2 separate regions of the Homo sapiens genome follow, and region 1 is linked to region 2. A link is an interaction called in ENCODE POLR2A ChIA-PET data of the cell type or tissue named here. Cell type or tissue: MCF 10A. All regions are shown on one strand. Region 1 holds the start of LOC101928180 (a long non-coding RNA gene). Region 2 overlaps IGFBP2 (insulin like growth factor binding protein 2).

Evidence for each region. ChIA-PET counts read pairs that join two places held together with the same protein. Peaks named below come from ENCODE experiments on the same cell type or tissue, not always from the same donor. Only the 100,000 strongest peaks of a DNase experiment are listed, where the experiment ranks them.
Region 1: POLR2A ChIA-PET joins it to region 2 with 5 read pairs; 2 of 35 experiments call an interaction of 5 or more read pairs at or near these places.

What each region holds. Positions count from the first base shown.
Region 1 is chr2:216,549,338-216,554,337 of GRCh38, reverse strand. It overlaps LOC101928180 (a long non-coding RNA gene), which reads right to left and starts at 286. Exons shown (of 2, transcript XR_427226.4): 1 at 1-286. RefSeq lists an enhancer at 895-1,406. In MCF 10A, no CTCF peak of the experiment used is centred here; DNase peaks (open chromatin) are centred at 2,417 and 2,927.
Region 2 is chr2:216,656,358-216,661,357 of GRCh38, reverse strand. It overlaps IGFBP2 (insulin like growth factor binding protein 2), which reads right to left. Exons shown (of 4, transcript NM_000597.3): 2 at 572-801. Among named protein-coding and RNA genes, the nearest start is that of IGFBP2, 25 kb to the right of the region's middle. In MCF 10A, no CTCF peak of the experiment used is centred here; no DNase peak of the experiment used is centred here.

The sequences.
Region 1 (5,000 bases), 110 kb after region 2:
AGGATGGGAACCATGCTTTCTATGGTGTGATATATTCGAGGTTGATTTTCTGTAACAATGATGCTTCAAGTGAATTACCATTAAGTAAAAAGGATGATCCGGGAAGTCACGGTGTCCTGTGCCCCATACCACCCACTATGCCCCAAGCCCAGGATAAAAAGCACAGCCCAGTGTGGGGGTTTTGCTATAGCATTTGAGTTTTGAGACCAGATGGCCCCTGAATCCAGGGATCTGGGCAGGAGAGCCTGGAGCATTAGGGTTCTCCTACAGCCATAGAGCACGCCTTTCCAGGGTCACCCCAAACAGATGGACAAGCATCAGGGTGCCCAGGCAAAGGCACAAGTGAAGGCTGAAATTCTGCTTGGGGCCGAATGGCCAAAACATGTCCCTGCAGGCAGCAGGGACCTGTGCCCCTCATCCTTTTCCACCAGCAAACAGAATTCACCCTCCCAGTGTTCCTGGTGTATGATCTTTTAACAAATGTTTATTGAATACCAACTACGTACCTAAGACTGTTATAGACACTTGGAAAAAAGAGAAAAACAAACAAACAAAATCCCTGCCTCTGTGAAACTGATGTGCTAATGGAAGAGGCAATATGATGTCAGGGGTAATAAATTCTCTCAAGAAAAACAGAGTGGGGAGAGGATGGAAGACAGGGAGGCCGCCCTGGACACACTGGTCTGGGAGAGTCTCTGAGGCGGTGATGTCTACGCAGAGGCCTGAGTGGGGTAAAGGAACCCGAGGAGACACCGTGGCAGTAAGATCCCAGCCAAGGGCACATCAAGACTCAGCGCCCTAGTGGGAGCGCATTTGTATTTGAGACTGGAACAAGTGAGCAAGGGAAGAGAAGTAGGAAATGAACCAGGGGCTCCTGCTCTCTGCACTGCATGGAACCTAAAACCAGGAAGATAGAACTAGCATTTGTTTAAGTGCTGAGTATACATCAGGCACCTCTCTTATTCAATTGCTAAAACCACCCTAGGAAGGAATATATAGGCTCAGAGGAACTACCAGATCACAATACTGAGTGACTAACTTGGAATTTGAACCCAGGAATGTGTGACTACACAGCCTGTTCTGTTTTCACTGTAGCCTCCTGGAGACAGGCTTTCTTTCAGGGTCCTGAGGCACTTTTATCTAAGCAGTCACTGTATGGGGCACATTGACCCACTGTCTGAGCCCAGGAGAAAACTGCGACAAGTGTCTGCCCTTTTGGCCATCAGCCTTAACAAAGGCAGATCACAAAGACTCACTCTTACCCATGTCCCGATCCCCCACCTGCCCCTCTTCCCAAGCCCCAAAAGGGCTATGGTTTGTGTACCCATGAGATATCCTGAGGCCAGAACAGAGAGAAACAGGACTGCTAGACAGACCTAGATTCCCAGGCTTCGAGTTCCCTCTTTCTTGGAACCAAAGGAAGATCAACTGCGAAGTCACATGAAGAGACACAGATGGGCTGAGCCAAAGCACAGCAAGCATGGTGCCCCCTTTTTTTTTTTTTTTTTTTTGGATGGAGTTTTGCTCTTGTCACCCAGGCTAGAGTGCAATGGTGTGATCTCAGCTCACTGCAACCTCCACCTACCAGGTTCAAGCAATTCTCCTGCCTCGGCCTCCCGAGTAGCTGGGATTACAGGCGTGCACCACCACACCCGGCTAATTGTTTGTATTTTTAGTAGAGATGGGGTTTCATTATGTTGGCCAGGCTGGTCTCGAACTCCTGACCTCAGGTGATCCACCCACCTCGGCCTCCCAAAGTGCTGGGATTACAGGTGTCAGCCACCGCATCTGGCCGTATGGTGCCATCTTTAGAACTGCAGAGAGCTCTGTGTCAATTCCATGGTTAGTGGCCTAGAAACCTTTGTTTTCTAGACTAAGGACTCTTGGGAATCACAGTCAGGGAACCAGAAGTGACTGAGATGAGATTAGTCAACGACATCGTCTCTCTTCCTCCTGCAGTGGAAGGACCAAGGAATCAGCCAGAGTACATAGGCACCAGCCAGGAGGAGTCCAGGACTTGGACTATTAGTCAGCAAGTTCCACCATGGTAAGCAGAAAGCACAGGCCAAGCGGCTTTAATTCAGCTGAAATCCCAAACCACCAGGCTGTGTATTCACCTCACTAGGGTATGAAAAAAGATTCGGGCGAGAGTTAGTGCTTAAGACAAAAGTCACTTTCCCTTCCAGTTCTGATGATTCAAGATGTATCCAACCATTATTTTCCAACCACTTACTAGAGGAAACCTTTTACCAGTCTTCCTCTATTTTTCTTTATTTTATTTTATTTTTTGAGGTGGGGTCTCATTGTGTCCCACAGGCTGGAGTGCAGTGGCACAATCTCAACTCACTGCAACCTCCGCCTCCCAAGCTTAAGTGATCCTTCCATCTCAGCTTCCCGAGTTGCTGGAACCACAGACTACTCAGACTGGCCCGAACATGCCCCTGCAGGCAGCAAGGACCTGTGTCCCTCACCCTTCTCCACCAGCAAGCAGAATTCACCCTCCCAATGTTCCTGGTTTACAATCTTTTAACAAATATTTATAGAATACCAACTATGTATCTAGGACTGTTATAGACACTTGCAATAAAGAGAAAAACAAACAAAAGCCCTGCCCCTGTGAAACTTAAGTGCTATGTTTTTGCACACCACGCCTGGCTAATTTTTTGTATTTTTGGTAGAGATGGGGTTTACCATGTTGCCCAGGCTGGTCTTGAACTTCTGGGCTCATGTGATTCTCCCACCTCGGCCTCCCAAAGTGCTGGGATTATAGGTGTGAGCCACGGTGCCTGGCCTATTCCTCTTTATTTCCTTTTTCCTTTATATATTCTCCTCATCCATGCTTGAGTGTTCTATTTCTCTCTCGTCTAATGTAATCTAATACAATGGAATATTTTTCTTTGGGATCATGGGGGAGGTTCTCACGTCTGGGAGCCTGGCCAAGGTATATGTATTTACAACATCTGAGTTCCATTTCAAAAGTTTGTTTCATGACCCTGTTCCTTTGATTACAATCTAATCCTATGTATGGGCAGGAACATTTTCTGCTGCAGCACCAGCCTTGAAAGAGACATATTACCAGCTATCACAACCTCCTCCCTGGTCACCCAGTTCAAAGACAACACACACACCCCTAGGCCTCTTCCTACCAAGCAAAATTTTTAGATGAACCACGCTTGCAGAAAAATAAATAAGACATTTTCAAAGAGACATCAATCTTAAAACTTGCTCTTAGCTTCTTTAAAAAAGAAAAAAGAGTGTTAGAGTAGATCGGTCTGAGATTTAAGCTTTCAGGTTGTGATATAAAAAAACATGTATGAGTTCAGTGCTAGCAATGATATTAAACATATATCAGCTTTGTGTGTCTAATTTTTTTTCTGATTCAATGCAATTTATGAGCAGCCTACACCCCACTTTGGAATAGAGGCATGGAATAGTGAAAGATGCTTCACCATAAGCAGCCCTACTTTCAAATCCTAACTCAGCGACTTAGTGGCTGTGTATGCAAAACTATTTCTCCAAGCTTCAGTTTCCTCATCTATAAAATAGAGACAAAAAATATCCAACTCTTAGGGTTGAAAGAATTCAATGAGATAAAGTCTTAAAGCTCTCAACAAATGTTAATTTCTCCCATACGCACATCCTTGCATTGTGTGCAGTTAAGAGAGGCTGCAAACAGGCATTACCAGACCCTTACCATCAAAAAGATCACAACCTGTGGAAAGATAACATTTAGCAGTATATAATAAACTGCAGAATTGGTGCTAGGTTGGAAATAGTCAACACGGAAACAGTCAGGGCATAAAGGAGATAGCCCCTATCAGCAGGGCTTCTGGGAAGCCTATCAGGAAGGCTGCACAGAGATGGCCGTGAAGGGTGGGGAGGCTGGCACTTCAGGCTCAGGTGTGGAGGGAGAAATAGATTCCCATGCTTGTGGGAGCATAGGAAGATCAGAAAAGACTGACCCTAAAAGGTGGGGATGATGTGACAGGGAAGGGCCAGCGTCATGGCGTGGGGACACTGGAAAGCCAGGCAGAGGCAGGTGGCCATGATTTCATTTGAAATGGTATTCATTGTCAGCTTTGACACCGTAAGATCAGAGCTTTATGGAATGGAATGCTAAAGGCCTCCCCGCTCCCCAGACAAGAGGCAACCAGTGGGAGAAGGAGGAGCCAGTGGGAGGGGCATCCACAAAAGAGGGAGGGTGGTGGAGTCCACCCACTGCTCAGATGCAGCGGATAAAAGGGGAGAGGAATCACAGATGCCTCTTGGTTTGCGTCAGGAAAGCAAGCAAAATATGCCAACAACACTGGAGGCCCAGAAGTTAGAAAAGGGAGTTGCCTGAAGAAGAAAGAGCCATTTGGTCCATTTTGGACAAGTTTATGTGAGATGCCTGAACAAGAGCGCTGCGTGTGTGTGTCCTCTGGAGAGTGTGTACCCCTTAGCGGGAGGGCCTGCTTCCCCTTCTATTCCATTATACCCACTCCTCTCACTGTATTCCAGATTCATGTTTCTTAAAAACTCAGCTGAATTCATAGCTAGGTGTGCCTGGAAGGAGGAGATTATGCAAGCTGTCCCGAGGAAGCCAGAGGTGTGTTCGACCCCTGTGTTTCCTGAGTGTTAGTTGGATTCCTGAAGCCATCAGTTAGTGGTTCCCGAATGTTGTGTTCAGGTTCTCCCACCTTTTTTGAAGGAGAATAAGAGTTTCTAGAAAGGATCTGACTCCAAACCAGGCAAAGTCTCATGTCTTAGATGGAGTCAATACCTTAGAGAATATTAAAATTATTGGGCCCAAAGGTAACTTGGAGATATTCTTTAGATGCTCTTAAGAATACTGTTCTTGGATTATGTATATTCCAAATATCTTCTGTGATTCGTCTCTTCACTTTCTTTAAGGAACTCTTTGATAAATCGTCATAGGTACCATGGATGGGTCCTCCTGCGCATGCATTCTGACTCCAAGGAAGCCCACCCTTCTCTGCTGATGCAGTTCAGCATGGCTT
Region 2 (5,000 bases):
CCGAGGTGGGAGGATTGCTTGAGTCCAGGAGTTTGAGACCAGCCTGGACAACATAGTGAGACCCACATTTCCACCAAAAAATACAAAACTGGCCAGGTGTGGTGGTGCATGCCTATAGTCCCAGCTGTTCAGGAGGCTGAGGAAGGAGGATCACTTGAGCCCAGGAGTTGGAGGCAGCAGTGAGGTGTGATGGCACCATTACACTCCAGCCTGGGCAACAGAGTGAGACCCCATCTCAGGGGGAGGAAAAAAAAAAGAGTAAGCAAGTTTCAGGGACTCTGTCTTCATCTCTGGGATTCATTTTCTGTGTCTATGTTCCAAAACCATACAGAAATGTGAAGGTTTTAGAAGGAAAGAACATCAAGAAACCACATGTCCAGTCTATTTCACAGCCAGAGATACTGACTGCCCCAAAGGTCACTAACTATGTTCCACAACTATGTTTGTGGAAAGAAAAGTGCTTTGCCTACAGGTCACACCAGATGAGGGTCTTATTAGGATGCCCTCCTCCAGCTGAGACCCCACTTTCCTTGTCCTCCCACCCCTTCCACCAGACCTGACCCTCACTGACCCTGGCAGGGGGTGGTCGCAGCTTCTTGGGCTCCTCCAGGCCAAGGTGATGCTTGCCACCCTTGCCCATCTGCCGGTGCTGCTCAGTGACCTTCTCCCGGAACACGGCCAGCTCCTTCATACCCGACTTGAGGGGCTTCCGGCCAGCACTGCCTCCCCCGCCCAACATGTTCATGGTGCTGTCCACGTGGTTCTCCACCAGGCCTCCTTCTGAGTGGTCATCGCCATTGTCTGCCAAGAGAGGAAGGGAAGAAAAGCTCCAGGTCCAGTTTCCCAGAGAGACGTGCCCTCCGGGAGCCACCTGGACCGTAATGATGATGAGGGTGGAGATGACGCGCGGCTAATGAGTGCTGATGGCCTGTCAGGGCCCGTGCTGAGCAATTTATATGGATGATCAATTTCAGCTTCACCCTAACTCTTAGGTGGGTACTACTAGCACCCTCCCCAACTTTCAGAGATGGAGAATTTGAGGCTCACAGAGGTCAGTTACTTGACCAAGATCACAAATCTGAAAAGCGATGGATTCAGGATTTGAAATCAGGCTGTCTGGCTCTAGAAGAATGACAGGGACCCTCTTACAAGGCTGGGGCAGAACAGAGGCACACAGAGGGATGAATGCATTTGAAAGGCCCTGACCATGGAATGGGTTTAAGTCCTTTCTGGGACCCCCCCAAATTCTCCCACTATAACCCCCAGTTTAAAGTTCTTCATTTGTGGTCTGGAAGAGCACCAATTAGTTGAGTTTTTTAAAACTCGTGCCACAGACATCACCGGGCTGCAGCATATATGGCAAAGGAGTGAGAAGGTGGAAGGCCACGTCGCCACCCAGAACCTGGTCCCAGCATCCCCCTGCTGTCACTGTGTACCTGCCCACCTGGCCCTGCCTAAGGTCCCATAGTGCTGCTCCGAGGCAGCTACAGCTCTGCCACACTGACATTCCCTCGTTCCCAAGTCTGTCTGTGCAGCCCACCCCAACCCCATTATACTGAGAGCCCCAAGAACAGGAACTATGACTCCTTCGACTTCATAGCTTCAGCTTACTGCAGGGCATGAAGCTTCGTGATGTCTGTCCAACAAGCGTCCATTAAGTCTCCTTATACTTTCTTCAACCTTTTGTATGCACAGCCTAGGTGAAGGAGGCCTTGAAAACAGCTCCAGCCTGCCACAGTCTCACTCTGGCTGAGGCACGTCCAGCCAAAGGAGGCAGAGAGGATCTGAATCGCACGGCAGAGCTGTAACCAGGAGACAAGCCCCAGCAAGCTCCAGAAGGGCAGGGCCTCACACCGCCGAGCCCCAGCCCCAACCCCTTGGAGACACGGCAAACAGCCCCAGACCCTCCCACCCAGAGCTGCTCTCCTGCAGGTCCCAACAAGATCTGGGTGGGTGCAGAGGGGTGTTTTTCAACCAATCTTGCACATTTTTTCTTCCCCATTAATGCACCTTCAAAAACTTACAGCCCTTAGAACACAAATGAATAATTCTTAGAGTAACTCTATACAAGAGTATTCACTCACTCACCAACTAAGGGAGGGGGCACCTCTTCCATGCCAGGGACAGCACCGGGTGCTGGCACTCCAGCAGCACCTGCTGTCAAGGCGTGCCCAGCATAGGCCCCAGCATACGGAACATTTGATGGGGGTCTGTCCCTGTCCTTTCCCCTCCCTCCAAGCCTGAGAACTAGTCACTCTTCACTTGCCATGCAGCAGCTTCCTTTAGAAGCCAGCACGCCGTCCCCAGGGTAGCAGCTCTGGTTAAAGGGGTGTAGCCGGGTTAAAGTCCAGCTCTGCCATTTTCTATATCAGCTGCACGTGTTCTCCCCACACAGACCCTCTCTGTGCCTCTACTTTCTTAACTGTAAGTTGCTGGATAATAACAGTTCTTTCTTCATAGAGCTGTTGAGAGTATGACGAAAGAAAAGCAGTTAAAAGATGACTTAGGCCGGGTGTGGTGGCTCATGCCTATAATCCCAGCACTTTGGGAGGCTGAGGCATGTGGATCACTTGAGGTCAGGAATTCAAGACCAGCCTGGCCAACATGGTGAAACCCCATCTCTGCTAAAAATACAAAAAAATTAGCCGGGTGTGGTGGCACACACCTGTAATCCCAGCTACTCAGAAGGGTGACACAGGACAATTGCTTGAACCCAGGAGGTGGAGGTTGCAGTGAGCTGAGATCGCACCATTGTACTCCAGCCTGGGCGACAGAGCAAGACACTGCCTCAAAAATAAATAAATAAATAAATAAATAAATAAATAAATAAAAGACGACCTGGAGCACAGAAATTCTATATCCATGTTGCTGCTGGTTATTACACTGATGATGATGACAATGACGAATGCCCCAGTTATCTACTACTTCAGCAGCATGGAACCCAACCGAGAACAGGGAAACCAAGGAAAATAAGCTCTGAACATCCTAATAGCTGTTACCACGGCTGAGCATGTTCAAATGTTGGCACTTTCCACTCAAGATGAGGGGAGAATCATCTCGTGAGGAGCCTCGAGACAGTTCACAACAGTGCTGCTCCAGGAAGCCTGGCTTCTGGATGTCTGGTTTCCAAGGCCACCGCAGAAGAAAGTCAACAAAATTGAAGGGACAAAGAAGGAATGCATGTGGACAGTAGCAAGAAGGATCAAATGGCAGAGAGGAAAGAGGACACTAAGAAAACAAAACATACAAACTCCGGGTACATTTTGTGTGTGGCAAACAATGAATGCCCCTCAATGAACCCTGGGGATTTCCATGTCTTACAGCCCAAAACAAGAATTACGTTGATGACGATGATCTTGGGACATCAAAAAGGGGAGGGAATTAAAATTCTACCTATTCATCATTTTAAAAGACTTTTATCCAAAATTGTTGAACTCCAGGAAAAAAAAAATTTAAATGTTAAATGTATAAACCTGAAACCTGGAAAAATATTTTATTTAGAATGGTTATTCCCACAGGGGCTCTGGGGAGCCTGGGTTGTACCATAAATGAAGCCAGCACAGATTAAATTGTTCCAGCAGCCCGGCAGCCCAGCACCACCGGCAGGAAAAGGCCGATTTAGCGTGCGCCTCCAGGCTAGGTTGGAGTCCTGCTCCACCATGTCTAATCAGACCCAGGCACCAGCCCACAGCTTTCCTCATCCATCCTGCCCTGCCCTCTGTGCTCCTCCACATGGAGAGCAGCAGACACCCAGGGACCCAGAGAGGCAGGCTGAGTGAGTGCCCCTGCTCAGCTGCCTGCCAGGTTCCCAAGAACAGGGACGCTGAGTCACCCCACCGTGCGGCAGATTTCTTCAGCGCCACCAGGTCCACACCCTCCTAGAAGAGCCCCCCTTCCCTCTTCAGATGGACCCCAGAGGTCAGAAACAAAAGGGTGAAAGAGAAAGGCCGGGGAAAGTCTGAGATCAGACAAACCTGGACAACAAACAGAAGAGATCAGGTTCAGTCAACTTTCCATCTCAACACTGACCTCTAACGCAGCACACAGATGCCGTGCAGCGCACGCACTCATCCCCAGCCTCCCTGCCTCCGCCCCGCTGCCCTTCCCAGACAGGCCTCTCTGTCCCCAGACCTGAGTGGGACCATCTCAAGCTCCCTGCCCCTGCCCTCTGCAGACACCAAAAACACAGGAGGAGAGCAAAGTAGCTAGAAAGTCTCCCCACTCCCACCACCTGCATTGGAACATAGAGAAGAGCCCTTTGACTCCCTCCCAGCTACTCAGGATCAAAATGAGAAAGACAAAATGAAGTGGGAACCTCCAGTTCGCCCTCACCCGAACCCTTGGTACCTGAGATCACCCTTGGCATCACCCTGCTTACCGCACCCTACCCAGCTTTGTGCCCACAGAGGCAGGAAGGGTTTCTGGAGACCTCGACACCGCATTCTGCTCACAGGGTGTTAGAGAAGACAGGAGCTCTGGGAGTCTGCTGGTACTGCACCCTGCCACCATTTCTGGAACTCTCCAATCTGTGGACATGAAGTCTGTGATGCTCAGAGGCTCACCTGGCTCTGCCCTCTTGGGAAGTGGCTTGGGTGAAGGCAGACAGTCTCTATTATGGCTATAACAACACGTTGTCTGGTTGGAGACGGGAAAGGCAGCTCATGTGTACCTCTATCCATGAGCTTCTGGGAAGGAGCCGCTCACCCGAACTCAATGCCTGGAACATCCAGTGTACTCCAGATGTTGGGCAGCATTCCTGGCCTCTACCCACCAGAAACCAGTAGCACCCTCCCCAGGTTGGAACAACAAAAAATGTGTCTTCATTCGTTGCCAAATGGCCCCGGAGAGGCAAAACTGCCCAGGGTGAGAATCACTCTTCTGGAGTCAGGCTTTTAGCCCAAGACCTGTAAGCTGATAGCCCATTGCTGAAATGGCTCCAGGCCCCATATAAAGCAAATCTAGCTCCACTATATTCCGCATCCACGGCTAAGACCCCTCCG